2 separate regions of the Homo sapiens genome follow, and region 2 is linked to region 1. Evidence: chromatin loops called from intact Hi-C (ENCODE). Cell type or tissue: ovary. All regions are shown on one strand. Each heading gives the region's core, and the rest is flanking DNA. Links, peaks and the distances in the headings are about the cores only. Region 1 has its middle 9.8 kb from the start of FXN. Region 2 overlaps PIP5K1B (phosphatidylinositol-4-phosphate 5-kinase type 1 beta).

Region 1 (16,228 bases), core at 5,531-13,530:
TATAAGAACTGCCAAAAGTGATTACCCCTAGGGAATAGCACTAGGAACTTAGAGAAGCATAAATTAAAGGAAGGAAAATTTTTACTTCTCACTTTATAAGCTTCTGAATTGCTAAAATTAATTTTGAGCATGAATTACTTTACTTATTAAAATAAAAATGAGGTAAAACATTGGTTTCTCACAAATGCATTTACTTATATTTTATATGTCACTTTTATATACTGTTTAAATCCACAAAAGGGAGACAATTTTTATAAAATTATTTTCCCCATATTTTGTAGTTCTCCTTCGTTTCCTGGCAATAGCACTCTGTTTTATCTTTGAGGGATTACTTCTACCTCATTTCATCTGATTCTGTTGGGTTCCCAATCTAACCCACTCACCTGAGTCAAAGTCAGGGATGGCCACAGGACCCAAGATAGATCGATCAGTTTATGTCTCTCAGGAATTGAATCTTGAGCAGAGACACAGGGGGATTTGAGGCATTTGTAAAGGAGCCATCCAAATACAGCATCTTAGAAGGCTGTCCATGTTTCTACAGCTGTTGGCCAATAAGTTCCTTGCCTTCTGTCCTGAGCCCTGGTTTTTCAGTTCTTCCTTTATGTGTCTTTCCACATAAAGGAAGCAAAGCTTTTTTTTTAAGCAAAGCAAATGGGACAAGGCGGGGGTGGGGAAGAGAAAGAAAGAAACAAATTTATTGAAGACAATAATGAATTCAGGATTGAACACATTGAGTTCATAGGTCCTTAAGACATTCAGGTAGAGATGTCTAATTAGCCAATGGAAATCTGGGATTGAACTTAGTAGACAGATAAGCACTGGCAGCACAGATTTAAGTGGTATGAGAGTGTTAGCCAAGGAACGTGAGCCGAGAGAGAACAGAGTCAAGGAGGGGGATTGTGGGAAACTCCACTATCTGAGGATGGGGGTAGGAATGTCAGGCACTGCTATTTGCCCACCATGGCTGTGTCTTGTGAGGCCTGCCGTACTCAGTCCTTCTGAGACCTTGAAGAGAATTTCTTGTGCACACCTACACAAGAAGTGGGCATTGTCACATGGTTGCAATGTGACTGCACATGTATAATGCCTAGTAATTATCATGCAACATACAGACAGTACAGCCGAGTGGCTGAATGGGAAACTGTACCCAGGACAAGATGTTAGATACAGATAATATGGACTGCGACAGGAGCTTCGGCACTCATGTAAAGTATAATGGCATATGAGTTTCTTGGTGACCTCTTCTGCTATCACTGTAACAGCCTACATTTCATGATGAAGAGTTGAGGCCCTCAAGAGAAACAGAACAGGAGAGCGCTTGATGATTTCCTCTGAAATCTCATCTGCAGCACTTAACATGTGTGATACAGCACACCTGCCAATTAACAGAAGGCCCTAGGTGGAGCAGAACATTCACAACATCCTTCTGCCAAAATATGCCCTATAATCAGAGCTCACAAACCGATGCACATCAAAAGCAGTGGTTCTTAATTTTAACTGCACATTGAAATCACCTGAGACATTAAAAAAAAAAGAATACTGGGTTGGGCATGGTGGCTCACGCCTGTATTCCCAACACTTTGGGAGGCCGAGGCAGGGAGCTCACTTGAGGTCAGGAGTTCGAGACCAGCCTGGCCAAAATGGTGAAACCCCGTCTCTACTAAAAATACAAAAGTTAGCCGGGTGTGGCGGCAGGCACCTGTAATCCCAGCTACTTAGGAGACTGAGGCAGGAGAATCACTTGAACCCGGGAGCCGGAGGTTGCAGTGAGCCAAAATTGCGCCACTGCACTCCAGCCTGGGTGACAGAGCAAGACTCTGTCTAAAAAAAAAAAAAAAAAAAAAAAAAAAAATACTGATGACTGAATCTGCCTCCAGAGATTGACTTAACTGCCCAGGCATGTGACTTGAACGTTGGGACTTTTAAAAGCTCCCCAGGTGATTCTAATGCACAGCCGAGTTTTAGAACCATTGGATGAGCCCATGAACACATTTTGTTTAACCCAATATAGTTATAGGCCTAACAGAGTATTTCAAATTTTAATAATTGTTTTCTCAATGTAAAGAGTCGTCAGTTTCATATACCCCAGATCATCCAGATTTCAGTCTCCTGTTGTAATATTTGTGCACAGTAGGCCTACGTTTCCACAGGACACCATTCAGCTATGCTGAGTTGCTACTGCACCTATGTAAGCATTTTCTCTGCACTTCACAGCCCTTCCTGCCCCACCCAACTATCACCACTGCACAGAGCTAATGACAGTTGCTGCTTATCATCCTGTTGGCTCTGTGGGTTTTTTTTTTTTTTTTTACATTAGCGTTAAAAGTAAAATAGTGCTTATGCCATGTCTCCAGCAGAGCAAGAAAGAAAAAGGCAGCCCAGGAAGGCTAAGTGTTCCATAGGGCACTCATTTCTGGCACCTGCCTGGCCCCTGCAGCATTTGGGTGCATGCCCTTGATTTAAATCGATTAATGTTTTCCCAGAAGGAGCCCCAAAATGCTTTATAGCCTATAGAACAAAGAGCTGAGAAGTGAGAGGTCCCAATTCAATTATCTTAATAATTAGAGAGCTCTTGAAGACAAAAGAAAGCTATACAAATACAGCAAGGAAAAGGGGGTATCCAGTGACCAGTTCCATAATTCAGGAAATGCAGGAGATTTGAAGAGTTTGTATGCATTATAAGGGACAAAGAGGGCTGGAGCTGAACCTGAACTGTGAGGGATGGAAGTGCCTAACCTGGAGTTAAAAAAGAATAAGAAGATTGCAACCCTAGGGGTAAACTGCAGACCTTTCAGAACTGCAGAACCCCAGGAGCTAGGGCCCAATGCATCCAAGCTTGAGTCTGTTTGAGAATCTCCCTTTTTCAGCCTCTCCAACACTGTACTAGATGAGGACATCTGGCCTCTGGGTCTGTACATACTGTCCCCTCTGCTATGCTCTTTCCTCCTTGCCCTCTTTCACCTGGCCAACTCTTCATCTCTCTGATCTCAGAAACTCATGCTGTCACCACCCCCACCAAGTCAAGACCAGGCCACTCTCATATGCTCCTGTAGTATCCTATAATTACCCCATCTAGCACTTATGTGACTTTGTAAATACTTTTACGTTATCATCTCTCTCCGCAAGACTGTGAGCTCCATGAGAACATGTTGATTATCAATCTTTGTTACCACTATATCATCAGCAACCACAGTGCCTGGAACTGTGGACGCTCAACAAACAATGATGGATGGATGCCGGGCGCGGTGGTGGCTCATGCCTGTAATTCCAGCACTTTGGGAGGCTGAGGCGGGCAGATCATGAGGTCAAGAGATCGAGACCATCCTGGCCAACATGGTGAAACCCCATCTCTACTAAAAATACAAAAATTAGCCGGGCGTGGTGGTGCACGTCTGTAGTCCCAGCTACTGCGGAGGCTAAGGCAGGAGAATTGCTTGAATCCAGGAGGTGGAGGTTGCAGTGAGCCAAGATCGCGCCACTGCACTCCAGCCTGGAAACAGAGCAAGACTCCGTCTCACAACAACAACAACAACAACAAAAACAATGATGGATGGGTTTGTAAACCAAAACTAAAATTCAAAGCCCCCCAACTGACTAAATGGACCCCCCTCTTAGCCAAGGGGAGTCCAAAGAAACCTGCAAAACTAGTTCAGGCCACTCCAGGAAGGGGTAGGGGTCAGACATGCCTCATTATACCCTCTCCCTTTTGTAGTTTGTAACCGCCCAATGGGATCACCTTGCCCAATGCCTAGACAGAGCCGATTTATCAAGACAGGGGAATCGCAATAGAGAAAGAGTAATTCACACAGAGCCAGATGTATGGGAGACTAGAGTTTTATTAGTACTCAAATCAGTCTCCCTAAGAATCGGGGATCAGAGTATTTAAGGATAATTTGGTGGGCACAGGCCAGTGAGTCGGGAGTGCTGATTGGTCAGGTCAGAGATGAAATCAGGGAATCAAAGGTGTCCTCTTGTGCGGAGTCAGTTCCTGCTGGGGGGTACACAAGATCAGATGAGCCAGTTGATTGGTCTGGGTGGTGCCAGCTGATCCACTGAGTGCAGGGTCTGCAAAATATCTCAAGCCCTGATCTTAGATTTTACAATAGTGATGTTATCCCCAGGAGCAATTTGGGGAGGTTCAGAATCTGGCCGCCTTCAGTTGCATGACTCCTAAACCATAATTTCTAATCTTGTGGCTAATGTGTTGGTTCTGTAAAGGCAGTCTAGTCCCCAGGCAGGAAGGGGGTTTGTTTTGGGAAAGGGCTGTTATCGTCCTTGTTTCAAAGTTAAACTATAAACTAAGTTCCTCCCAAAGTTAGTTCCAGAATATGTTTCCTTGCTATATTTTGAAATGGCCCTGCAAAGCTTTCTTTTGTGGGGGAGAATTTACATCTGTAAAAAAATCTTTTTTTTTTTTTTTTGAGACAGAGTCTCACTTTGTCGCCCAGGTTGGAGTGCAGTGGCGCAATCTCGGCTCACTGCAACCTCTGCCTCCCAGGTTCAAGCGCTTCTCCTGCCTCAGCCTCCCGAGTAGGTGGGACTACAGGTGCATGCCACCACGCCCGGCTAATTTTTTTTTCTTTTTTGTATTTTTAGTAGAGGCGGGTTTTCACCCTGTTAGCCAGGATGGTCTTGATCTCCTGACCTTGTGATCCACCTTCCTCGGCCTCCCAAAGTGCTGGGATTACAGGCATGAGCCACTGTGCCCGGCCCAAAAATCTCTTTTAACATAAGTGGATCTTTCCTTTTCCAGGCCCTCCAAATCCCTGAAGAGATTAACTGAGAGTCTAATACCTACCTTTTAAAGGTCTGCATAGGAAATATTTGCATCTATAATCTCTAAGCTACCTATGAGACTTGATCTATACAATAAGAACCTTGGTCTCCACAACCCCTTATCTTAACCCAGACACTCCTTTCTATTGCTTCCAGGTCTTCAGATAATAACTTAACTCTCAACCAATTGCCAATCAGGAAATTGTTGAATCCACCTATGACCTGCAAGCACTCTGCCCTTCAAGTTGTCACACCTTTCTGGACCAAACCAATGTACACCTCACATGTATACATGTATTGATTGATGTCTTAATGTCTCCCTAAAACATATAAAACCAAGCTGTGGCCAGGCGTAGTGGCTCACGCCTGTAATCCCAGCACTTTGGGAGGCTGAGGTGGGTGGATCACAGGTTCAGGAGATCGAGACCATCCTGGCTAACACGGTGAAACCCCGTTTCTACGAAAAATACAAAAACAAAACAAAACAAAAAAAACTTAGCCAGGCGTGGTGGCGGTCCACTCCCAGCTACTTAGGAGGCTGAGGCAGGAGAATGGCGTGAACCCGGGAGGCAGAGCTTGCAGTGAGCCAGTGAGCCGAGATGGCGCCACTGCACTCCAGCCTGGGCAACAGAGCGAGACTCTGTCTCAAAAAAAAAAAAACAAGCTGTAACCCAACCATCTTGGGCACATATTCTCAGGACCTTTTGAGACTGTGCCTTCGGGCCATGTTCACTCATATTTGCCTCAGAATAAAACTCTTTAAATATTTTATAGAGTTTGGCTTTTTTCCTTGACAGGTTGATGAGTAAGTGGGTGGAAGAACAGAGTGGGTGAACAGAGCAAACATGATAAATGGAAGAAAGGACCTGAGGTTAAGGAACTGGAGATTGTAATCAGAAAGCAGGATCCTATAGTTGAAGATATCTGAGAAAGAACAATTTAAAATGGCAATAAAGTCCAAAGTACAGATACGAATATCAGCTGGGGTCCAGCCTCACAAACAAAACCTAGGTCCGGCAATTCACAGAGATAATCTAATGCAGGGAATTTGTTGCAAAGGTGATGGAAGGACTGAAAGAGCTACCAGGGAGAATTAGACAAACTCAAAATTAAGAAATGCAGAAAAGTTGCATTTACCATAACTACGCATAGAGGAACAGAAGGAAAAAGGTGTTAACACAGCCCCGGAGCTGAGACTGAAACCACAGTGGTCTGTCCAGCAAGAGGCGGAGCCATGGAGGAAACCCAATCACTGCTGGAAATGGTGCCTGAAGGGAATGGCGGGAGGAGAAAAGGAGGGCAGAAATACCTGCCTCCTCTCTGCCACCCACCTGCCAGTCTCCCACAGGCGCCTCTCGTTGGCTGAACCTCTCTTGAAACAAATTGGCAAAGCAGTTTAGGAAACGTAATTTGCATGGATCAGGTTTCCTTGAAAGAAACAGATGAGGAGAAGAGAATGGATGTAACAGCAAATAGGCAAACAAGCAACCCAAGATGAGAATGGCTTGCTGAAGCTTTATGAGAAGTGAAAAGTGGATTCCAGGAACTGTGAAATGGTGAAATGGCATATGCCATCCCTGTGGATACTGTAATCACTATTTGATGCCCCAGAGGGGAAAGGGAGAAAGGACTGTGGCCAGAGCCAAGGAACTCAATGAATGTCAATGTTTAGGAATGACTGAAGGACAAGAGATGAAATGAAAGGAAAAGGGTGTTAGTGTTATGTCCCAAGCCTGGTCTGGAAAGAGCAAGGGAGAGGTAGAATAGCAGCACAGTTAAAAGGCCCAAGTTTGAGTCCCAGCTTGGACACTTATTAGCTGGAGGATTTGGAAAGGTGAATTAGCCTCTGAGCCTTGGTGTATAAAATGGAGATAATAATAGTACCCTCAGTAAGGCTATTAGAGTTAAACAAGAGTGTATATAAAGCACTTCCCACAGTGCCTAACAACAGCAATCATAGCAGAGCACATTCAATCTACATTCTCAACTCTAGGGCATGAGAAAAAGGCTTTCTCCAAGGTTCTCGCTCAGGGTTCCTCGTGAGGTTGTAGTCAGCTGTCAGTCAGAGCTGCAGTCATCTGAGGCAAGAGGACCCACTTCCAGCTCACTCATGTGGTTGCTGGCAAGCCTCACGTCCTTGCTGGCTTTGGGCTGTGTACTGGAGGTCCTCACCAGGGGCCTCTCCATAGATTCTGACAGCATGGCAACCAGCTCCCACATAGCAAGTGATCTGAGAGAGAGAGAGAGAGAGCCGCAGTCATCTATAACCTGATCTTAGACAGGAGAGACTATCAGCTGGGTCATCTACTACTGGTCACACAGACCAACCCTGGTACACTGTGGGAGGGACTACACAAGGGATGGAATCCCAAGAGGTGAGGGACCTTTTGGAAGCTGGCTACTACACCTCTTCTCCCTCTTCCTTGTTTTTTCTCCATACCGCTGATGACCAGCTAACACATTGTTTTTTGAGACACGGCCTCACTCTGTTGTCCAGGCTGGAGTAGCAGTGGCACCATCACAGTTCATCATAGCCTTGACCTCCCAGGCTCAAGTGATCCTCCCACCTCAGCCTCCTGAGTAGCTGGGACTACAGGCACATGCCACTAAGCCTGGCTAATTTTTTATTTTTTATAGAGATATATGTTGCCCAGGCTGGTCTTGAACTCCTGAGCTCAAGTGATCCTTCTGCCTCAGCCTCCCAAAGTGCTGAGATTGCAGGTGTGAGGCACCCGGCTTCTAACACATTGTTTACCTTATTTTGTTATCATCAGTGTCCCTACAATAGAACATAAGAAGCAAGGGATGTTTGCCTGTCTTGTTCACTGCTGTATAATCGGCACCTAGAACAGTGCCTGACACACAGTAGGGCTTCATTAATATTTGTTAAATGGTGAGTGATGTGCCACCATAAGAAATTAGCCTGGGCCAGGTGTGATGTCTCACGCCTGTAATCCTAACACTTTAGGAGGCTGAGGTGGGTGGATCACCTGAGGTCAGGAGTTCGAGACCAGCCTGGCTAATATGGTGAAACCCTGTCTCTACTAAAAATACAAAAAATTAGCTGGGTGTGGTAGCGGGCACCCATAGTCTCAGCTACTCGGGAGGCTGAGGCAGGAGACTCGCTTGAACCCGGGAGATGGAGGTTGCCATGAGCTGAGATCGCACCATTGCACTCCAGCCTGGGCAACAAGAGTGAAACTTCATCTCAAAAAAAAAAAAAAAATTAGCCTGAGTTCTCTCAGAATATCATAGCATAAGTCCTGTTCCCACTTTCTAAAAACGTTTGTACTTGATTCTCACAATCTAGGAGGAAAACATGGCAGTGTTTGTATCCCCATTTCATCCATGAGGAAACTAAAATCCAGGGAAGTTCAGGTCTTCTTGCCCAGGGTCGACCAATGGTATGGTGGGTCTAGGACAGGTGGCCCTTTCTTTTGCATACAGCCTCCCCCTGATGCCCCATAACTCCCACCTCATCCCACCGGGTGCCCTGCTGCCTGGTGCAGCATTTAGCATTACTGGCAAGTCACAATCATCACAGATGAGCGAAGTTCATAGAGCTTTCATTCAGCGAAGCCAGGCAGGATGGGATGAAAGAGGGGAGCCAAGAAGCCTGGAGAGAAGACACCATGTGAATGCTCTGGCCTGATTCTCCTTTCCCTGCAACCAGTGACTCTCCACTATGCAACAGTGTCAGGCTCAGAGACTCAAGCCCAGTCTGCCTGTTAGTGTTCTATAATAAGCAGGGAATGGGTCAGGCATGGTGGCTCACACCTGTAATCCTATCACTTTGGGAGGCTGAGGTGGGTGGATCTCCTGAGGTCCGGAGTTCGAGACCAGGCTGGCGAACATGGCAAAACCCTGTCTCTTCTAAAAATTCAAAAATCAGCCAGGCGTGGTGGCGTGCACCTGTAATCCCAGCTACTCAGGAGGCTGAGGCAAGAGAATTGCTTGAACCTAGGGGGCGGAGGTTGCAGTGAGCCAAGATCGCACCACTTCACTCCAGCCTAGGTGAAACAGCAAAACTCCAACTCAAAAAAAAAAAAAAAAGCAGGGAATGGAGAGCAAGCAATTATCCCCCACAGATGGGAGACGGCTGTGCCCCCGCCTTAGACTGAATCACTCTGAAACCCCAAAATAACCCTTTCCAGAGTCCCAGGCCCCCAGACATAGACGTTCTCTGTTGGACAATGCAGTCCCACAGACGGATCTAGGCTGTTCTTAAAGTGGTTTTCCAAGTAAAGGCACTTGTCTCCCCGTGAGGCGAGGGCCATCAAAGCTCCTTTTCCCTCAACGCCTACCAAGCCACAACCTATTTTAACAACACACACATAAATTAGCTCAGTTCATCAACAAGATCACCTCTGAATAGTAGATGTAGAAGGTTGAAGGATAGCAACAAAGATGCTAGTTATACTTTCACGTGGAATTCCTGACCCTATATTCTGGTACCATATTGCCTAAGGCAAGAGACAAGGCAAGACGGGTTCCTCCAGCAAGGGGCACATCAGGTCCCTGAGCACTGGAAGAAAGTAGTGATGGTGTTGATACTTGCATCAGGTCAGAGGCAGAGAAGAGAACTGGCCTGCAGTGATGGCCAAGGGTGAAGGTAGGGGTACTGGCTCCCCTCTTCTCCCCTAACTCTTGTCAAGGCCACCCACTCCTCTGTCCTGCCTAGAATGTGAAGGGAGGCACCCAGCTCAGCTGCAGGGTCCTGACTTCCCGGTGATCTGCACTAGCCTGCAGTCCCCTGAAAGCCCAGACCTGGATGTGTGTGCCTGGCCACCAAAGTGGCCCCGGGGTGCCCTCTGTGACCACAGGTGTATAAACATGCCTCTTAAAAGACACCATGACCAACCATGAGGCCAAGTGTGGGGCTAGCATTCGCTGATGTCTGTGTTTTGCACATACTAATTCACTTCATCCTCATGGAAATCTCTGAGGTAAAGAAGTATTTGCTTTAATTTACAGATGAAGAAACTGAAACTCAGGTTAAAAATAGACCAAGGACACACAGGTAGTTGAGGGGCAGAGCAGGGATTTGAACACTGTTATGAAAATTATCTAAAACTTGGAAGTAAGGCAAAAAGATTGCTTTGAATATTTAATTCAAAGTTAGACCAGAATAGTGGTTCTCAACCAGGGGCAATTTTACTCCTTAGGGGACCTTTTCACAATGTCTGGAGACATTTTTGATTGTCACTATTGAATGGGAGAGCAGATACTACTGCCATCTAGTGGGTGGAGACCAAGAATGCTGCTAAACCACCTTACAATGCATGGGACAACCACCACGACAGAGTTAGCCATGTGTTGCTTAACAACAGGGATACATTCTGGGAAATGCATCATTAGGTGATTTTGTGATCTTGCGAACATCATAGAGTGTACTTACACAAAGCTAGATGGTCTAGCCTACTATACGCCTAGGCTATACAGTCTAGCCTACTGCTCCTAGGCTATAAACCTGTACAGCATGTTACCATACTGAATACTATAGTCAATTGTACTACAGTAGTTAAGTATTTATGTATCTAACATATCTAAGCACAGAGAAAGTACAGTAAAAAAATATAATCTTAGGGGACCATTATCACATATGTGGTCCATCACTGACTGAAACAGCATTATGCAGCACATGACTATAATCAGTAGAAACATCAGTAAATAGTCACCATTGAGAAACTCTGTTCCAGCACAGTGTGACTATGCTCGACTTATTATTTGCCATTAATTAGGTCTCAAGGATGTCAATTTTTAGAAGACAATAAACAAAAAAATTAAAATAAAAAAATAAACAGCAAGCACAGTAGCTGATGCTTTTAATCCCAAAACTTTGGGAGGCCAAGGCAGCCTGGCCAACATGATGAAACCTCGTCTCTACTAAAAATACAAATATTAGCCAGGCTTGGTGGCACATGCCTGTAATCTCAGCTACTCAGGAGGCTAAGGCAGAAGAATTGCTTGAACCTGGGAGGCGGAGGTTGCAGTGAGCCGAGATCACGCCATTGCACTCCAGCCTGGGTGACAAAACTCCGTCTCAAAATAAATAAATAAACAAAAGAGAAAAGAATGTCAGCTTGTAGAAAACTGGTAAGATGCAAATGACTCTTGTCTAAGAAAGTAACCCCAAAGACTATAGTTTTATAGACCTGAAGGACACTACCCAGTTGTGTATCTCACTTAGCAATCTTACGCCAGAATGCTCTTTTTATCACTGACTATTATAGATCAGTTTCTTCCAGCTTCCTTTAAACCAGTTTGCCTTCCTGCTGGCTCCCTCTTGTATTTTGCTAGGGCTGCCATAACAAAATACCACAGACTGGCTGGCTTAAACCACAGAAATCTATTTTCTCAGAGTTCTGGATAATGGAAGTTCAAGATCAAGGTGCTGGCAGGGTTGGTTTCCTCTGAGGCCTCTCCCTGTGGCTTGCAGGGGGCCGCCCTCTTGCTGCCTCTTCCTGTGGTCTTTTCTCTGTGCACATGTGTTCCTGGTGTTTCTTTCTCATTTTATAAAGACACCACTCCTTTCACATTAGGACCTACACTTGAGACCTCATTTAACCTTAATTACTTTTTTTTTTTTTGAGACGGAGTCTTGCTCTGTCGCCAGACTGGAGTGCAGTGGCGCGATCTCAGCTCACTGCAACCTCCGCCTCCTGGGTTCAAGTGATTCTACTGCCTCAGCCTCCTGAGTAGCTGGGATTACAGGCATCCGCCACCATGCCCAGCTAATTTTTTTTTTCTTTGTATTTTTAGTTGAGACGGGGTTTCACCATGTTGGCCAGGCTGGTCTCGAACTCCTGACCTCAAGTGATCCACCTGCCTCGGCCTCCCAAAGTGCTGGGATTACAGGCATGAGCCACCATGCCTGGCCAACCTTAATTACTTCTTTAAAGGCTTTATCTCCAAATATAGTCATATTCTGAGTGTCCTGGCAGTTAAAATTTCAACCTATGGACTTTGGGAGAACACACTTCAGTACCTAAAACTCCACTAATTATTTAATCTTTGATGCATGCTCACTACAAATTTGCATGAGAATTGTTTTTAACTTTTTGAAAATTATGCTTTGCAAATACATTTGTCTAAGCCCACAAAGTCTACTTGTTTCTACTATACTATACTTCTTGCATGCTGGACAGATAGAGCCAATTCACTGAGACAGCAGTATTGCAGTAAAGAAACAGTTTAATTAAGGCAAGGGCTGGCCACATGAAAGACAAGAGTTCATTATTCAAATCAGTTTCTCTGAGAACTCAGAGGCTAGGGTTTTTATGGATAAGTTGGCAGGCAGGGAGTTAGGGAATGGGTGCTGCTGATTGGGGATAAAAGCATGGCAAACAATCCTCATGTGCTGAGTCCACCATAGGGTGGGGGCCACAGGACTGGCTGAGTCATGAGTCGTGAGTCCAAGTGAAGTCAGTTGGTGCCCAGAATGCACAGTTCTGAAAATCATCTCAAAAGACGAATCTTGGGTTCTACAATAGTGATGTTATTTACAAGAGCAAACGGGGAAGTCACAAATCTTGTGACCTCCAGCATAGATTATAGAAAGGCAAGCTATTCCTACATCTTAGCAGAATTCAGACCCCTCCCATAATCCTAATCTTGTGGCCTTTCATTAGTTTTACAAAGGCAGTTTCAGTCCCCGAAAAAGGAGGGGCTCAGTTTTAGGGAGGGACTATTATCATTCTTGCTTCAAAGTGAAACTATACACTAAATTCCTCCCACAGTTAGCTTGGCGTGGCCTTTGTTATATGCCCAGGAATAAGTGAGGACAGCCAGCCTATGAGACTAGAAGCAAGATGGAGTCAGCCAAGCTAAATTTCTCTCACTGTCATAACCTTTACAAAGGTGGTTTCATTAGGCATATTAATGCAAATTCCTTAGTTAAAACAAGAATGACTCTCTAAAGGCTATATTTCAGATACATCACATGCTTCTTTCCTCTTGTCCCCTCAACAGTAAGCAAGAAGAGTATTTTTGTACAAGAGAGAGGCCTCTGCCTGAAGCTCCCTTAATCTGTCAGATCACAGATCAAAAGCTATCACACACTGCCCAAGGGACCCTAAAGGGAGCCACTCTCAGAAAATAAATCCAAACCTCCTTTTTTCTGGCCACTGAAACGTTCAATAATTAGTTCATTATCTACATCATTCACATGTTTAATATTTATTGACTTTGGAATTATTGATTACTTTGCTGAGTATCTTATGAATTTAATCTATATTAATATTAAGGTGATGTATCAAATTGCATTCCAGAGTGTGGATTTGACTCTAGTGCCATAATCAGTCTCCTGGGACAAACAGCTGTTTCTCTTCCCTCATTATAGAAAAAAATTGCCCTTGGCAAATGTCAAAGAACATCCTTTTATCAATCTCTCTTACCAATCAATCCAAGCAAATGCAGTGGGATTTCTTTTCCCCAGAGTTGAAGTCACCTCCTGACAGGAAGTTAAGTCTTTAGGCACTGAATCATAGCACTGAGCTGAAGCCCAGGACTAAGCAAGAATGAGTGAGAATTTGGAGACTTAAGGTTTGGTCATCTGTAGAGGATTGGGTTTTGTCTTGTTTTGTTTTTGTTTTGGTGTCCTGCAAGGTTTCTCACTGCCCTTCATCAGGTAATATGCCCTGTCCCTGAACTGGCCAATTGTGTTACCCCATTCCCTTAGCAACAGTGATTGCTACTGAAGAAACAGGAGGCCAACAAAGAATATCACTCATTCACCAGTAGAGTGTCTATGTCAGAGATATTAGATAAACAGGAAAACTAACAATTACATTGCAGGCTGTGGAAACAGAGAGAGGTACCTAAGGCACACCTGTGGGAATATGAAAGTTTGGTTTCATAAAAGGATTCTGGAGGAAGTCACCTCTGACATTTGAGTTGAGTCCTACAGGATATGAAGAAAGTAGCCCCATGTTCCGGTTACTATGGCTGTGTAATAAATTACCTAAAACATACTGGATTAAAGCTATGAAAACATCTTTTCTGCCCAGAGATTCTGTGGGCCTGAAATTCACATGGAACACATAAGGCATACCTTGTTTCTGCTCCATGATGTCTAAGGATTCAGCTGGAAGACTGGGAGGCTGGGGGCTGGAATTTATCTGAAGAATGACTCATTTACATGTCTACTGGTTGACCCTGGCTGTTGGCTGAGGGGGCCTCAGCTCTCTCTACATTGTTTCTCTACTTTGGCTAGTTTGGATTTCCTCAAAACATGATGGCTGGTCCTCAGTGTCAGCATCCCAAAAAGAGAATGCCGGACACAGTGGCTCACACCTGTAACCTCAGCAATTTGGGAGGCTGAGGTGGGAGGTTGCTTGAGTTCAGGAGTTCAAGACCAGCCTGGGCAACATAGTGAGACTCTGTCTCTACCAAAAATTTTTAAAATTTTAAAAATCAGCCAGGTGTGGTTATGCACACCTATAGTCCCAGTTACTTAGGAGGCTGAGGCAGGAGGATCACTTGATTCCAGGAGGTCAAGGCTGCTGTGAGCTATGACCACACCACTGCATTTCAGCCTGGGTAACAGAATGAGACTCTGTTTCAAACAAACAAAAACCCAAAAAAAAAAAAAAGAGAGAGAGAGGGAGTTAGAAGGAAGATGCATCATTTTTATGACCTGGACTTGGAAGTCACCAAGCAGCACTTCTGCAGTACCCTGTTGGTTGGAATAGTTGTAGCCCAAACCCGAATTCGAAGGGAGGAGAATAGATAACATCCCTGGGTGACAGGAATGTCAAAGTCCCAAACAGCATATGACATGTGACAAATATTGGTGTGGCCTTCTTTGGAAGATCCAATCTTCCATACCAGGCAAAGGGATGGAAGACTAAGGAACAACATGAGGGATAGCCAGAGAGGGAAAAAGCATCACTTGTTCTAGGAACTACAAATAGCTTGAAGAAGCAAAGATGTCTAGATGCCTCCCAATATGCAGAGTGGGGTGTACAGAAGAGAGTGGTAAGGGCGCTGGGAGAGCTAAGGTGGGCAAGAGAGCTTCCTCTGTCATGCTAAGAAAGTTGGAATTTATCTTGATGGTGGTGAAAGCAGAGGGCTATGGTTAGATTCACATTTGAGATTTAGATTTTTAGATTTAAAATGATCACCCTGGTGACACTGGCTTAACTCACAATTTTGCCCAAGGCCTATGCTACCACAGTGCTTCTGAAACTTTAAAGCACATTAGAATCACCTGGAGGTCTTGTTAAACCATGGATTGCTGGGCCTTGAAACCCCAGAGATTCTGATTCAGTAGATCGAGAATAGGGCCTGAGAATTTGTATTTCTAACAAGTTTCCAGGTGATGCTGAGGCTGCTGGCCCAGCGACCACATTTGATAATCATAGCCCTCTGATAAATCCTATCAAAATATCCTAATGGCAGAGCAAGGGAATTCTGGTGATATCCTCCCCTACCCATAACCTGACAGCTATTAGGATCTGCCTACTTGAGGCTAAAAGCAACCAAGAGAGGAACAGCTACAGTGTACCACAGAGTCCCTCAACATCTTTGCCCACGCCACGGTGCCCCAGCTTCTTACCAAGTGTGCCTGATTCCTCTTGACTACCTCCAAGGAAGTGGAGAAAGACAAGTTCTTGCGAAGCCTTCGTCTTCTCTGATATGCTATTCTATGTCTATTTCTTTGGCCAAAAAGATGGGGCAATGATATCAACTTTGCAGGGAGCTGGAGCATTTGCTAGTGACCTTTCTATGCCAGAACTTGCTAAGCATGCTAGCTAATAATGATGTAGCACAGGGTGCGGTGGCTCACGCCTGTAATCTCAGCACTTTGGGCGGCCGAGGCGGGCGGATCACCTGAGGTCAGGAGTTCGAGACCAGCCTGGCCAACATGATGAAACCCCATCTCTACTAAAAATACAAAAATTAGCCAGGCGTGGTGGTGGGCACCTGCAATCCCAGCTACTCTGGAGGCTGAGACAGAATCTCTTGAACCCAGGAGGTGGAGATTGCAGTGAGCAGAGATGGCACCACTGCATTCCAGCCTGGGCAACAAAGCAAGACTCTGTCTCAAATAATAATAATAATAATAACTAATGATGCAGCTTTCTCTCTCTGAGTATATAATGCAGTTCTGATGATGTGAGGAAGGGCCTCACTGTTGGTGTGGCAGAGTCTGAGACCATGGCTGGCAATGAAAACACTACCCTTTGATGCCTATGGGCTCTCCCTTTATGGTTTCAAGGAGGGCTTCTCAATCTTGGCAGAATTTTGGACTGGATAGTTCTTTGTTGCACAGGTGGGGGGCTGTCCTGCACATCACAGGATGTTTCATCCCTGGCCTCTACCTACTAGATGCCAGTAGAACATACCCACCCCACAGCTGCCTGTTGTGACAATCAAAAGCATCTCCAGATACTTTGCAGGGGGAAAATGATTTCTCCAGGCCTGGCATATACATAACAGTATTTAAGCA
Region 2 (16,228 bases), core at 4,580-12,579, 130 kb before region 1:
GACTCCTTCTCAAAAAAAAAAAAAAAAAAAAGCTGGGAAATACTTATCTTACATAGTTGTTGTGATAAAGTAAGGATACAGGATATAAAATAAAGGAAAGATAAAGGAAGCAATGTGTTTCAAAGCTCTTTGCAGCCAGTACGCAGTAATAGTATAAATGGTTAACTTTCATGGATTGCTTACTACATGTTAAGCAAGGCCTTAAGTGCTTTGCATTCATTAACTCATTTAATCCTCACAGCAACCTTGGATACTACAATTATCACCTTTTTATAGAAGAGGTAATTGAGGCAAAGATAAATTAAGTAACTTGCCATGGGTGATTCAGCTGGAGAGCTGCAGAGCTGGGGCTACGCAAGCAAAAGGGCTCCAGAGAATGCATTTTTAACCCCTACACTAATACACCGGAACATATTCTATATTAGCTGTTCTCAGCTACTAGACTTCAGAATTTAGAATTTCATGGGTAAATGTGATAGTGTGAAAAATCACCTTTCATGTAATATTTTAGAGACAAAGGAACAGTAACTTAGCCTAGACGGATTTACTACACGTTTACTCCAAAATTTTCAAAACTATCCCCACTGTTCCTAAATAGTCCAGGCATTTTCATACCTCCAGTTTCATTGTACTTTGATAACAGTTCTTAATTTTCTATGATTGGAAGGGCTACATGAAGCTGTCTGGATTTCAGAAGCCCAAGTTCTGCCAATCACTTGCTATGAGTGGTGATAAATATCATCTTTGTTTTTAAAAATGCATTCATCAGATGCCATGTTATCTTTTTATGTAAAAATATTATTTTAATTCCAAAATCTGCTAGACACAGCATTAAATACTTAAATTAATCTCATATAGAAGTATAAAAATAAAAAATCTCAATAAAAATCTTAGTGGCATGCAGGCAGATTTTAAAATATTTCAATACTGAGCAATTATTTTTTTTTGGAGGAACAGAAAATATAGAAAAGCCAAAAAAAAAAAAACTAACTATAGTTTCTTTCCCAGAGATACATATTACTAAAATATGGTGTATATGCTTTCAGTTATTCTTTGTTCATGCACACATTTTAAAATTATCTAAAATTAGGATCAAATTGATATAATATTATTTGATAACCTGCTTAATTAGTAAATCTTAAAATTCCATAGTTCTGAGCTCAGATATACTTGTCCTCTTGTAAAACTGCATTGGCCATATTTGACTACTTATATTTAATTAAAATTAGATAAAAAGTTAAGGGCCAGGAATGGTGGCTCACACCTGTAATCCCAGCACTTTGGGAGGCCAAGGTGGGTGGATCACTTGAGCCCAGGTGTTCAAGTCCAGCCTGGGCAACATGGTGAAACCCCATCTCTACAAAAAAATAAAAAATTATCCAGGCATGGTGGCACGCACCTGTGGTCCCAGCTACTTGGGAGGCTGAGAAGTGGGAGGATCACTTGAGCCTGGAAGGTTGAGGCTGCAGTGAACTATGATCAAGCCACTGTACTCCAGCCTGGGAGACAGAGCAAAACCCTGTATCAAAGAAAAATTAAATTTAGCTGAACAAGTGATTTTATCCCAATTATGTAAGCTAGTATAACAATATAATCCACCCCATTAACAAGAAAAAATGTGAACGTCACGTGGTTACCCAAATAGATGTTGAGGAGAAGCTAAGGCCCTCAAAATTCAACATCTTCACTTAATTAAAATTCTAAAAATTGGCAGGGGAGTTTTTTTTTTTTTAAAAAATGATAAATAAATCAATGATTATACAAGTTGTACATTTATCAGTCTTCCAAAAGTTCACATGATAGCTCATGGAAAAATACAAGAATCCTTTCTCTAGAAACAATAGGAATAGACCAGAGTGCCCCTCCCATCAATAGTCCTTTCTGATAAATTTGCTAGAAATTCTGGCACTGAGTCTTGAGTACAAAAAGAAATAGAAAAAAGTACAAGCACTGTTCTCTTTAAATGACAGAATTCAAAATGAGCAAACCTTCATTTTGCTCATGAAAGTAAATCAGGAATTTTTAGAAGTGATATGACTCCAGCAGATTTGCAGGATAAAAGGTAAATCTACAAAATCCATTATATTCCATTATATAGATGATATAGAGTGGGAGAATATAAGGGAAAAAAGAGATCCTGTTCATGATGACAACAACTTATAATGAACCCTATTAGAAAAATAAGTAAATAAAGTCATGTGAGTACTGTAATTCTGATTGGGAAAGCAAGATATAGTAAGTGGAAAACATAAACAATCAGTTCAGAAAGAATGTAATAAGAAAAATTCTAAAATACTTGAATCTATAAAAACAAATGTTACAAGACCAATATGAAGGAAACTACAAAACGTTATTGAAGGACATAAAGAAGATCTGAAATAATGAAGAAATCTGCATTGTTCCTGAACTCAGTATTGTAAAGATTTCAACTGCTCCCAAATCAACTTATAAATCCAGTCTAATTCCAAGCAAAAATTCTAATAGGATTTTTCACATAGCTTGACAAAGCCAATTTCTTTGAAAGTGAGAGCAAGTCTCATTTGAAGAATGTTTTTTAAAATGAACAATCACACAGAAAGATTGTAAGAATGGAGAAAACATTTTTGAAAAAGAAGAAAAATAGTAGGCCTGCTATAGCATATACAAAAAATATATAAGGCTGTAACTAATGTTAAGGATGTAGGATGAGTACAGTTTTAGACAGATAAATTAATGGATTCAAATAAAGTGTCCAGAAATAGATCTATGTGAATTTGTCTACTTACTGTATTGACATGGAGGGATTTAAACTCAATTGGAAAATGTCAGACTGTTCAATAAGTATCCATTTGAGGAAAAAATTAAATTCTCTATTTCAGATCTTTCACATACACACAAAATTAATTCCATATGGAGTAAAGACCAAATGTAATGACCAAAACTATTAAAAATTTGGAAGAAAATAAAAGTTTATGACTTTGGGATATAAAAAAGCTTTGTTAAACAAAAAGCAAAAAGCAAACACACACACACACAAATAAGAAACAAGTAAATAAACATGACCACATCAAAAGGCAACACATTTAGGCCAAGTGCAGTGGCTCATGCCTGTAATCCCAGCACTTTGGGAGGCCAAGGCAGGAGGATCACTTGAGGTCAGGAGTTCGAGACCAGCCTGGCCGACATATAGTGAAACCCTGTCTCTACTAAGAATACAAAAATTATCTGGGTGTGGCGGCACACACCTGTAGTCCCAGCTACTTGGGAAGCTGAGGAAGGGGAATCACTTGAACCTGGGAGGCGGAGGTTGCAGTGAGCCAAGATCATGCCACTGCACTCCAGTCTGGGTGACAGAGTAAGACTCCGTCTCTCAAAAAATTAAAAAAAAAAATTTAAGGCAACACATTTATATAACCAAAAATACCAGACACAAAATTAATATAAGCACCTTGAATATTTCTGGAATGAAATAAAGTGAGAGCAGTGGTTTTCTCAAATGTTGAGAATTGGGGGAAGAATCAAGGATAGCAGAGACACTTTTCATTGACTACATGCCGTTTTGTAAACTATTTTAATTTCTTATCTACTTTAAAAGGGAACAAAAGTAGGCATGTATTCCCTATTTTTTTTCTTTTTTTTTTTTTTTTTTGAGACAGAGTCTCGCTCTGTCACCCCGGCTGGAGTGCAGTGGCATGATCTCGGCTTAGTGCAACCTCTGCCTGCCGGGTTAAAGCAATTCTCCTGCCTCAGCCTCCCGAGTAGCTGGGATTACAGGCATGCGCCACCAGGCCAGGCTAATTTTTTAATTTTTAGTAGAGACAGGGTTTCACCATGCTAGCCAGGCTGGTCTCGAACTCCTGACCTCGTGATCCACCCGCCTTGGCCTCCCAAAGTGCTGGGATTACAGGCGTGAGCCACAGTGCCCAGCCTCCCTGTTTTTTTAAATAATAAAAAAGACAACAGACTAGAAGAAACTACCCCATATAGATGAGAGAAATGATAAATATCCAGAGTATATCAAGAATTTCAACAGTGACAAAAACCTGCAGAAAAAAATGAGCAAAATTATCTTTAAGGTGACTAAAAATACATAAGTAATCAATGGCATTCAAATTTTTAAAAACAGGTTTCTATTTTTCACTAATCATGCTTACAAAGATTTTAAAGTTTGGGTACTATTCAGCCCTGGTAAGAGTAATGGGAAAATCTATGTACAGTCTTACATAGTGTGGTTGTAAATTGGTCTGCCATTTTGGAAGACAGTTTTGCAGGAGCTATTAAAATTTTAAATGTTCATCCCTCATACCTTGGCAATTCGTTTTCTCTTTGGCTACCTTAGAGAATAGTCACTCATGGCACCAGTCAATTCCTTGCCTGTTTTTAGTTGGAGCCAATTTGGGACATTATGTCCAATCCAGTCACTTTCACTGCCCTGAGTTTAGAATAATAAAATTGCTGTCCAGTAAGCAGACTTAAGAAATAGATTAGAAACAGCAAAATTTTAGTAATGAACATTAATAAAGATAATCACATCCCATTTTTAATTATTATATCAGCATGAAAACACATCTTTAGTGGAGCATTATTTTGTCAAAATAGAAGATTGTAAATATATTTTTCTTTTTTTGGTTTCTAGAATTTAAACCAGAATCCAAGGACTCTTTTGCCAAAATTTTACGGACTGTATTGTATGCAATCAGGAGGCATTAATATCAGGATTGTGGTGATGAACAACGTTTTGCCACGCTCCATGAGAATGCACTTTACATATGACTTGAAAGGCTCAACGTATAAGCGAAGAGCATCCCGTAAAGAGAGAGAGAAATCCAACCCCACATTTAAGGACTTAGATTTCCTGCAAGACATGCACGAAGGGTTGTATTTTGATACGGAAACATACAACGCGCTTATGAAAACACTTCAGAGAGACTGCCGGGTAAGGAAGTTTGATTGTTGTGATTTCCTTTGAACTCTGTGCTCATGTAAACTGTGGCTGCCACTTATTGAAAGCATAGAAATAAGGAATGTCCAAAGTGGCAGACATGTGGAATCCTATCTTTCCCAATCCTGGCGCTGAGCCATGCTTCCCTGATATTGAAGGAATTGGTAGATGATAAGGGAGTTATCTAGAGTCCTTAACCTACATCTCTGTTGATTTTACTAATAAGCTAAGTCAGCTTTCTTTGATAAAATGAAACAAGAAAGCTTTGTTTTCTTTTCTTTCTCCGCTGTGGGGAAGATAGTTTAACTAGAAAGAAATAGAATTTAGGTTTAATGTGGTGTTGAGTAAGAAAAGCCGTATAGAAATCTTGGAAGAAGTAAGACTCGAACTGGGGAGACAAGTTTAAAGAAAATGTACTTGGGATTAATAATGGCTCCCTAGAGATCAGTGTGGATGCAAAACTATGATATGAGCAGCACGTTTGCTGAAATTATTTTATGTGGTCTGAATAAGAGGTGAGCAGGAATGAAGCTTGCCAATTAGGGCAGACACCATTCCATGCAAACTTAGCTGGAGTGATTGTCCAAAGTGGGGAGGAATTCCCCCAGGCTGCAATGCTTTAAAAAAAAAAAAAAAAAAAAAACTAAGGGAAGATTTTTTCTAACATGGTGAAAAGAGATAAAAATTTTTTTAGAGAAAAGAAAAATGCAGTGCTAATAACTTCTGAAGGATAATAATCATGGGAGAACCGTCCAGCCACTTGGCTAAGTTGGGTAGTGGAGGTGGGCAGAAAGCATGATGGCACAGGCTGTGGTTTTCTGCACTTTCCATGGGCCTGGACGGATGACCCATGTTGTTATAGGGGAGGGGAGACACTTCTCTGCCAGACCCAAACTCACGTGAAGGTGAGGAAGACAGTCTGACACCCCTTCTAAGGTATAAAGTAGGGAATTTCCACTAAGGAACACAGGTCTACTGTTTCTGTTTTTTTTTTTTTTATTTCTTCCTTTCTGCCTGTTATAGCTTGCATGATTGTGCACAAAAATGTGTCCTTAGAATTGTTTTTCTTTATTGACAGAGATGTTACTCCTATTGTTTAGCTACCGTTTATTGAATGCTTACAGTATGCCAGGTTAGTCTAAGGTTTTTTTAATGCATCATTTCACTTAATTCTCTCAGCAATTCTTTGGAGTCAGTACTATTCATACTTCCATTTTAATTGCTGAAGAATTGGGTTCTTAAAGAGATTCAGAAACTTATCCAGCATTACTTACCAAGTCAATGACAGAGCCCACATCTGTTTGGGTACAAAGGCATGTGCTTCTAACAACTAAAACTTAAAGTCTCACTCTGAGGATTTTTTTTTAATTATCTTTTCAGAAGTCAGGGAAGGAGCAGTAGGAACCAAGCAAACAGACGAACAAAAAACGTCCAGCAGATATTCAGATATCTGAGTGGATTTGAGTGATGCATGTTTTTCTATTCAAAAAACGTAAAAACAGAACACACATATTTTAGTAGAAATCTTTTTCCTGTGTTTTTTCTGCCCTTTACAGGATGTGGGTAAAAAGTGACTCTCAATTCCCCAGAGTTTAGTGTCAGCCTCTCCAGTTTTAAGTTTGCTTTCTCTTTTGTGTGCTTCTTGCCTCTTTAGTATGGAAAGCCTTTATCTGCTGCCTTCTAATACCACATGCTTCTCTGCCAGAAAAAAAAAAAAAAGCAAATGTAAAAGAGCCATTGCTCAGGATTTGTCTATTTATTAGTGTTTCCTGAGCTCAGGACTGAGACCGCGAGGTCAAACCAAACTTTTCATCACAAGTGAGACCCTGGAGATTTGCCTTTTTATTTTTTATTCTTTGGCAGGTTTGTTGTTCTAAGGAACATAAAGGTCAAGGTAGAGGTATCCTGAGGCTAACTCCCTCTTACTCACTGCATTTGCAGTTGTACAAGACACAGATCCTGGACATTCTTCAAAATATGTACATCTGCCTTCAGAAAGGCTTCTCTTGGGCTGGTATGGGAGTGTGTAAATGCTGAGCTGTAGGGGAACTCAGCTCCCTTCCCTGATCTGTCCTGACCATGACCAAGTCCTCTGGGATCTGGATTCAACAGCTGGTGCTCTGAGCAGAGCTGCCTCAAGGAAAGCCTATTTCTGGAATGGTGAATATTAATATTTAATAGTCAAGGGCCTCTTAGTAAATCGTATGAATGCTGTGAACTCTCCTCCCCCCAAAAAATGCCCATCCTCGTGATGGATCGTGAATCTCTTGGAGCCCGTTGTTCCTTCCCTTCCTTCTTCCCCAAGGCTCAGAATCCCCTTCCTAGAGTTACCTCTCTCTCTCTTCAGGTCATCCTCTGAAAGGCCAACTCACTGGATGATTGCAATAGGATATGTGGTTGACATCGCCCCAATATTGCCCTTGCTTTGCAGAGCTGAGCCTCAGTGCTGGCTGAGGGGCTGCAGAGACCCAGAGGGTCTGCAAGGTTAGTCTGAGCTGAGGCCAGCACCTATCAATCAGGAATCTCCTCTGCTAAAATTCCTGTGAGACAGTATGGCTAAGGCTCTAGAAACAAACCAGTTAGAGAAATGTATTACTGTATCAGCACCCCAGGCAGAGAAAGGTGAACTAAACCTATATTAGGATATATGCTTCTATTCACTTATCAGCACATATTGCAAGCACACTACATGCCAAGCATGAGGTGCACGACCTTTATTTTTTATCAATTGCCATACAGTCTAGTATGTGCAATGATATTATATTGTGAAGATTAGAGTAGGGAACATTGTAGCTTGCTTTTAAAGGATGAGAAGCTTTCTCCGGATAGGCAAAGCAGTAGAAGCATATTTCTAGGATAAGAGAACAATAGGTATGAAACAATGGGTGTGAAATAGCACAATGTGTTCCGGGAGCTATAGTTGTTTGGTTTTGGGGCAGTTAATAGGGAGAGCATGTGGGGTAGAAGAGGAAAGTGGCCACATAATATGAGAGCCACATATTGTCAGAAGACCCTTTCTGGTGGTGCCAGGGAGCTCTTAAGGACTTAGCAGTAGCAAATCCAAGAATCCCAGACCTTTGGACCCCAGCTTCTTTGTTGTTCCCAGACGGATTTGTTAAGCCTCTTAACCTATGGCTGACCTCCCCCTGCTTCTTGGCGCCCCCACCTCTCCTTTCATATTTTGGCTTGACATCTCAGACCCTGGAATTCTATTTCCTTTAGCATGAGTGCTGGCCGGAAGGGCCAGCTTGACCTAGCTTATTCCCTGCTCCCCATGGACTGCTTCCCTGACTGCCAATCAGAGCTGCCGTTTCTGAGCTCTGCGTCTGAAAAGACCTGAACAGCCTCATCCTGCACTGAGTCCTCCTGACACATACCATCTTCTCCTGGCATCCTTGTGGCAGCCCCTGAGTCCCTTTGCCTGGCTTCCCCAAGCCCAGTCCCAGACCCCTGTGTATAATAAGCCTGCCCTTTGGGATGGTTCATTCCTGACCAACTCCTCCATGTAGCACATTGGCCACTTGGAACTATTCTAGAAAACTGATCTTCTTTTATGCCTCAACCCTGCTGAGCCCAATTCCCCCACAGGATCAGAGGGCTCTTTCCAAAAGCAGGCATCCAGATGTCAGGTTCTGCACCCCATCTCCACATTGCTATTCCCCATTGGCTGTGTGTGGTGGGGGAGAAATGGATATGTAAATGATGAGTCCCCTTTCTTGAAGGCTTTCCTATCCCTTGGTCTGACCCTCTATATGCTCACTGCCACAGCCATCCATACCCACAAGTTAATTTGAGCCAAGGAAAGAGTGGTGACATTGAGTACTACAAAGACATCACAGATCACTTGCTATCAAAACCAGAAAGCAGGATTTATTCAAACCATCCCCAATGGCTCCCACGTGACAGACAAGCTGAGATGCGTGTCCTATTTGAAAACTGCTCATCCCAGGTACCCCTTCATCTTCCGCCAGGCCTGCACCTCTTCTAGTCTTCTGTGACCCAGGGAACATGACCATCGTGCAGCCAGATACCCAGATCTGCACCCTGAAGCTACTCCTTCCTCCCTCCTCTCCCTCTTTCCCTGCATGCAGTAAAATCACCATGTCCCAGTCTGCCTACCAAATAACTCATGGCTCTGCCCCCTCCTCACTGTAGGCACAGCCACTGCTTTTATTGAGACCGTGGTTATTCATCACCTGGAGTTTTGCTGTAGCCTCTTTGCTGGTTTTCATTATCATTGCCTTCCATCACATCCCCACCACTGCTGCCAGACTGATCCTCTGATCAGAAGACTTAACACTCTCTGGCCAAGGTTCCCCACTGCTTTTGGGCGAAAGCCAGTGATTCCCAGCTTGGAACATTAATATCCTTCCTGATCTGGTCCCTGCTACATTCTCCAGATGCGTTCTTCAGCTTCTGTCTCCAGCCTTCTCTCTCCCCTCTCCTCTGATACAGATCCCCACTCTCCAGCTCTTCTAATCTACTGGCCACATTCTCTAAAGGTTTTGGTTTTTTTATGCATGCCTCACTCTGCTGGACCGTTCTTCCCCTCTTCTACACCTGGCCCTCACCTGCTCGTCTCAGGACTACTCAGGGATCAGTTCCTCCAAGACCGTGCTGTTGTGGTTCCCCATGCATCCTGGGCTTACTTCTTTCATGGGACTTAATACACTGTTACTTTTTCACATGTAAATCCTGGAGCCTGAGGAGCAAGGCTTAATCTATCTTTATATCTACATGCCTGGTTCTTAGTAGGTACTTAGTAAGTGTTTATTGGAATATGTATTTGAACAGAGGAATAATCAGCTGTCTAATGATTTAAAAAAAGAGAAAGAAAGGTTTAGGTAAGAAACCTGTCTTTGGTGATTTTTGTGTATCTAGCTATTTTTTAAGTTCTGCCTATTTTGGAGGAAGTATCCAGTTTCACTGCAATGCCTGCCAAAAATTGCACTGAGAATTTAATAAAGTAGATTATCTCCATTTTGAATCACTTGGGATTATTTGAAAAGTTGTACTGGTTGTCCTCCTATCAAGAGTCATTTGTGTAACAAAAGTACATTTATATTGCAGTGAGTTTTCCCATGGAAGCAATGTTGTAAATGGTCATTAGACTTTTTTTCTTTCCAACTTTTATTTTAAGTTCAGGGGTACATGAGCAGATTTGTTACATGGGTAAATTGTCATGAGGGTTTGCTGTACAGATTATTTCATCACTCAGGTAATAAGCATAGTACCTAATAGGTAAATTTTCCATCTTTCTACCCTCCTCCTCCCGCCCTCCACCCTCAAGTAGGCCCTTGTGTCTGTCATTTTCTACTTTATGTTCACATGTGCTCAATGTGCAACTCCCATTTAGAAGTAAGAACATGCAATATTTGGTTTTCTGTTACTAGGTTAATTCACTTAGAATAATGGTCTTCACCTCCATCCATGTTGCTGCAAAGGACATGATTTCATTCTTTTTATGGCTACATAGTATTCTGTGTTGCGTATGTACCATATTTTCATTATCCAGTCCACTGTTGATGGGCATCTAGGTTGATTCTATGTCTTTGCTATTGTGAATATGGACTTTATTTTATTAGCACTGACCCCTGTCTTCTTTAGGTGTATGTACTGTCTCTCCAGCGAGACTTTAAATGTCTCAAAGGGCAAAGCTCATTCTTTACACCTCTCTGCAGCTGCAGCACCTGGCTTATTCTATACACTCAGTACATGTTGCAAGATTGTGATTGAAAACTCTTTTGAATTGAAAATGTATATATTAATTTTAAAAGAACAATTAGGATCTATTTTTGTATTCATTGTAATTTACCATGATTATTTTTTCTCTGATATAAGTTATCTATGTAAAATCTAGAATCCCATATCATTTAATTAATTTGATAAATTTTTATATGCTGAAATATTTATTAATAACTCTGGGAAATGACTTTGAGACAAAGTATATTAGTGAGAACTTGTGTTTACAACCCAAATATTTTTAATCCTTCAAGTGAGAGTCATTTCAGAGACAGTCTTGATAATTAATGACCTAATGACTTATTTTACATTTATTATAATTTTTGTTGAGCCGCATGTTATTAATTTTTAAAGAGTGTGGAACCAATTTTCTTTTTTCACACAAATGACTGTAACCATAAATATTAATAGGTTCTCAGAATTTAATGAAACCAGTCTCAAGAATACTGAAACTTTCTGATGTGCAAAGAAGGGTCTTTCTATGTAAGGCAAGTTCTGAATTTATGAATCAGATTCTTAACAGCTATGGGCATGTTTGCATGGGTTACAAAATGGGTTATTTTATATAATATTTAACATTATGGCTATTGCTTACCATTCAGCTATAATTTTGCTGGTAGTAAACTTTTTACATTTTGTTCAGACAGTTTATTTTCTTTTTTTGATATTGCTTGCCTTCTCAGTTATCACTGGGGAAGAAAAAATGCTTTAGACCTAATACAAAGGAGACGTACATATCCTGAAGGTAGAAATACTTCAATTTAAATTATCCTCTCATCAATAAGGAATTCGATTTTGTTTTTAGACTTCAATCAAAACATGAAAAGGGTGCAGGGACATCATTGACTCCACACTCCTAAATTACTTGTTTTGTTTTTGTTTTTGTTTTTTGAAATGAAGTCTCACTCTGCTGCCCAGGCTATAGTGTAGTGCATAATCTCGGCTCACTGCAACCTCTGCCTCCCAGGCTCAAGGGATTCTCCTGCCTCAGCCTTCCAAGTAGCTGGGACTACCGGTGTGGACCACCACACCCCGCTAGTTTTTATATTTTTAGTAGAGATAAGGTTTCACCATGTTGGCCAGGCTGGTCTCGAACTCCTGATCTCAAATGATCCTCCTGCCTCAGCCTCCTAAAGTGCTGGGATTACAGGTGTGAAGCACCATGCCCAGCCAAATCCACTGTCTTTCAAAGTGTGTTTTACAAACACTGTAAACCCATGAGATATTTGATTTGCTCCATTGTCTTAAAATTATGAGTTTTGGCTATCTGTAATAGTTTGATATCATAGCAGTATAAGCATAAAGCAAAGTTAAAGTTGGTGAACAAATAAAACCAACTCATAGAATCAAAGATTGTTCGAGTTGGAAGGAATCCTAAGAGTTCCTAAGAAACAGTAAAAGAATGCCTTCTACTCTCTGGTCTTAGAAAAAATGATTTTGGACTTACCTAGCCAAGCCAGGTTTTATTGTGAGAACAGAAATAATGATGTCATATCATATATGCAAGGGCTTTGTAAATTTTTCTACCTGTAAATTTTTTTACTTTGTATTTTGAGATAATAGATTCACATGCCGTTGGAAGCAATAACACAGAGAGATATCATACACCCTTCACTCAGTTTCCCCCAGTGGTAATATCTTGCACAATCTTGCACAACCTTAGTACAGTATCACAATGAGGAAATTGACTTTGGTACAACCTACTGACGTTTTTCAGCTTTTTTCAGATTTCACCAGTTTTACATGCACATGTGTGGTGGGGGAGGTTCTGTGCAATTTCAGACGTACATAGATTTATATAACCACCACCTTGGTCAAGTACAGAACAGTTCTTTCTCAAAGATGCCTAATGGTACCCTTTTATAGCCACAGCTACCTCCTTCCCTCACAACTCTTCCTAATCCTGTGCAATTACCAATCTGTTTTCCATCTCTGTAATTTTATCTTTTCGAGAATGCTGTATAAATGGAATCATACAGTATATAACCCCTGAGATTGGCTTTTTTTTACTCAGCATAATGCCATTGATATTCATCCAATTATTGCCTGTATCAGTAATGTGCTCCTTTTTATTGCTGAGTGATATTTCTTGGTATGGATGTATCACAGTTTATAACATTCACCCGCTGATGAACATGTGGGTTTTTTCTAGTTTTTGAGTGTTACAAATAAAGCTGCTGTGAACATTTGTATACTGGCTTTTGCGTGAGCACAGGTTTTCATTTCTCTGAGATAAATGCCTGAATTCAATTTCTATGTCATATGGTAAGTGCGTGTTGAATTTTTTAAGAAACTGCCATACTCTTTTCCAGAGTGGTTGCACCATTTTACATTTCCACCAGCAGTGGATGAATGATCCATTTTTCTCCTTTTCCTCACTAGCATCTGCTGTTGTCACTATTTTTTATTTTAGCCACTCTGGTAAGTGTGTATTTAAGTCTCTTGCTAAAAAATTACTTGAGTATATGCCCCAGAAAAGCTAAAGATAAATCTAATAAAGCAGTTTGGGGATATAGAAAAGAGTGGTGAAAAGAAAGCGGAAAAACTCAGTGGTTAAGTTTAGTGCCTGGTGATATGCCTGTGAGACTATGCAACTGACAAGATTCCTAAGAAAAGGCCTGCGATACAGGAGTTTAACGTGTGTGTTTCTAATAATAAGCACTCCTGTGAGACTTCATCTAAATCTATTCTACAGCCATTGGTGTTGCTTCATTATATTGTAATTACTTGATTACATGTTTAACGTTTGCTACTAAAAATCTGCTCTGTGGGAACTGTGGAACCTCATTTTCCCAGTCTTAGCTCACTCGAGAGTTCTTACACAGCATTTCTCTTGGTGTCAATCTTCTGATGAAGCCTAGGAAATAGCAACAGCAAACATTCTTGGAATAGTGAATCTTACCTAGTCAATGCACATAATAAAAGCAGGTTTTAGTAATAACCTACACATGGTTTGTCTGGAAAGAACCAAGGTAAATCATGTCAACATTGTGAATTTGTGGATTAATTGTTTGGAGTACATTTGTATTGCTCATTTGTCCAAGGTCTGTTAAAGGCCAGTGAATTACTAAATTGCAACTGTGTTGACCTCTTCATCCTCTCAGTTTTTATTTAGGTGGCAACTGGTGTCGCCATTGAAGACCATCCATACACCACAACTGTTCAGTAGTCTTGGGAGGGGGCTGGTGTTTGTCTAGGCTTTTGCCGCTTGCTGCAGCTTAGTTCTGCTGAAAGTAGGGAATGGAAATGAGCTGCTGGCAGCAACAGAAGGAACACAATAATCCATGCAAGATAGTGTCAGGGTAGCTACAAAAATCAAAATAACTCTATGCTGTTGTTCATGCCTGACTTTCTACTAAGTAAGACAATTCCCAAATTTTACAGAATATGCTCTTCTGGGTTTTGGTGGAGAGAGGGTTCCATCTTGGATATAACCTATAGATACCAAAGTAACTTAACATGTAAAACAAATCATATGTAATATGTAATCATCAAATACGTATATACAATACAATACATAATACTTTATTGCATGGACAATAAGGATGCATTTCCAAGGCTTACTTTATCTGTGGGTTGGTTCAGGTAACATTTATTTAAACTTTGAGCCAGACAATCTATTACATATAGGTTCTCTCATTCATCTTCACAACAGCCATGTGAAGTGAGTGGTATGATTACCTTTTGACAGATAAAGAAGTGAATCCTCAGGAGAGGTTCAGCTTCCGCAGGTCCACAGAGCTCACAGTGCTGCATCCAGAATTTATACCCAGGTCTCTCTGACTCCAAACCCATGTTCTTTCATCATTACACTCTCCTTAAGGAGCTTGTGTGTAATGGTGGTAAGGCCACTGAAATGAAAACATTAAGTAATAACATGGACAGATATAGGCAGCATGGGCTAGAAGTGCTCAATGACTGGTCACCTAACTCTGACAAGGAGATACAGGGGCAGATGCTGTAGGAGTCAGGAAAGGGCTCAATCCTAGTGGAGAGCTTGGTTTGGACAGGACAATGAGTTCATGAAATCTTGCAGCCTATTTCAAGGAAGGAACACAGTGCCAAGTGACTAAGGAACACAAAGTAAAATAAATAATCCAAACATTTAATTTTAAAAATTTAATGAAAAGCATAATCAAGCCCATTGACATTTGCCAACTGTTACCAATGTGCATGCACACGAAATCCTATTAAGTTAAAAGCGAGGCTTCCTTCTGAGCAATGCAGCGGTTACAGGGGGGTTGATTGTTTTTGAAATCTTGCAGGGGAGGAGATTAGGGACTCAATGTGTGACGTTGAATCCTGTGTGAGCAGCTTTTGAGAATTCTGATTCACTACAGAAACGGAAGGATTATCAAGTCAGTAGTTTGCTTTTTTTTTTTTAAACTCTCACTGCAAACCAAAGTATTATCAAAATTTCTATAGAAAGAATGAAAATGGGAGACTGAAGGTAATTTCCTCGGCTCTAAGAAATAAACTCCTTTTCCTTTCTTCCTAAAAGAGATATTACCTAAAGATTGGAGAGTTGAAGCATTTCCTGAGTTTGTTGTTATGTGTCTAGCAAGTTTTCATTTTAAGTAACTTGTCCCACAGAAATTTATATATGCAATAATTCAAGTTAAGGAGAGCTAAAATCTTTGGGCTTATGAAATAGAACAATGTTATATCTACTACTTAGAGTTTCTGGCTTTTTTGTAAAAAGAACCTACTGGTCTCTGATTAGATGACCCTAAGTGTAGGAGTAAGGTCAATATAGGCCCCAAGCGGAAAGACCCACAAAGTATTTGGGGGAGGGAGCAAAGGGAAGGAAATGCCCCCAAGGACCCCTCTTCTCCTCCCTGTTGAGAATCCTGGGAGTGCAGAGAGGAAAGCTATGGCAGGAAGGGGAAGTGGCCACACGGGGCCTGATGGTAGCAACTCTGGCTTTGAAGATGTATCTGGAAAGGCTTTGAGGTTGGCTGCTGTGGATCTGGTTGTGGATTCTGACGTAAGCCAGTCATACAGATCATGATGCAAAACAGGGCAGAGTTGCCAACAGCCAATCCAAAAGAGATGTTAGGGGCAGCAAACCCTGGTGATTTACAAAATGGAATTGAGGCTCCATACCTTGGGAGGAACTTCTGGAAGCTAGTGAGGGACTGAGTTACAGAGATTTAAGGCATATTTGAGAGTTTCCAAGGTCTAGGAAAATATTACAAAGTTTAAAAAATGGTTCAGAAATGTGCCTTGTGATACATTACCCAGTGCATTGTGTACCTGTCAGACATGACCTTGTCTTCCTCCCAGAAGCTTTCAACTTAGGCTTAAAGAATAAAGAGTAAAATCAGTTTGATTTTATAGGGCTTAATTTTATTCATTCAACATCCAGGGCACATTTATGGAGTACCGATGGTGCTGTAGGACCAGGGCCTGCACGATTACCTTGTGAAAAGTAAAGTACTTTGGACATCCAGTGGTTCTGAACCTTTCAGAAAAGATCACCCCATACTGGCTTCTGAGAGGTTTGGGGCCACGTATATGGCTCTTCATCCCTGTCAGTATCAGTCCACACTCTTTACATGCCCT

What was found. Hi-C counts contacts between places; a loop is a spot of excess contacts. Peaks named below come from ENCODE experiments on the same cell type or tissue, not always from the same donor. Only the 100,000 strongest peaks of a DNase experiment are listed, where the experiment ranks them.
Region 2: a loop joins it to region 1, with 6 times the contacts of the local background. A loop is called at or near these places in 3 of 110 quality-filtered maps.

What each region holds. Positions count from the first base shown.
Region 1 is chr9:69,017,788-69,034,015 of GRCh38, forward strand. No RefSeq gene overlaps it. Among named protein-coding and RNA genes, the nearest start is that of FXN, 9.8 kb to the right of the region's middle. RefSeq lists a cis regulatory region at 2,779-3,284. In ovary, for the core only: a CTCF peak has its summit at 9,983 (motif pointing left); no DNase peak of the experiment used is centred there; H3K4me3 peaks cover 445 bases.
Region 2 is chr9:68,889,724-68,905,951 of GRCh38, forward strand. It overlaps PIP5K1B (phosphatidylinositol-4-phosphate 5-kinase type 1 beta), which reads left to right. Exons shown (of 16, transcript NM_003558.4): 8 at 4,616-4,915. Among named protein-coding and RNA genes, the nearest start is that of PRKACG, 120 kb to the right of the region's middle. RefSeq lists an enhancer at 6,426-6,575. In ovary, for the core only: no CTCF peak of the experiment used is centred there; no DNase peak of the experiment used is centred there; H3K4me3 peaks cover 381 bases; H3K27ac peaks cover 1,676 bases.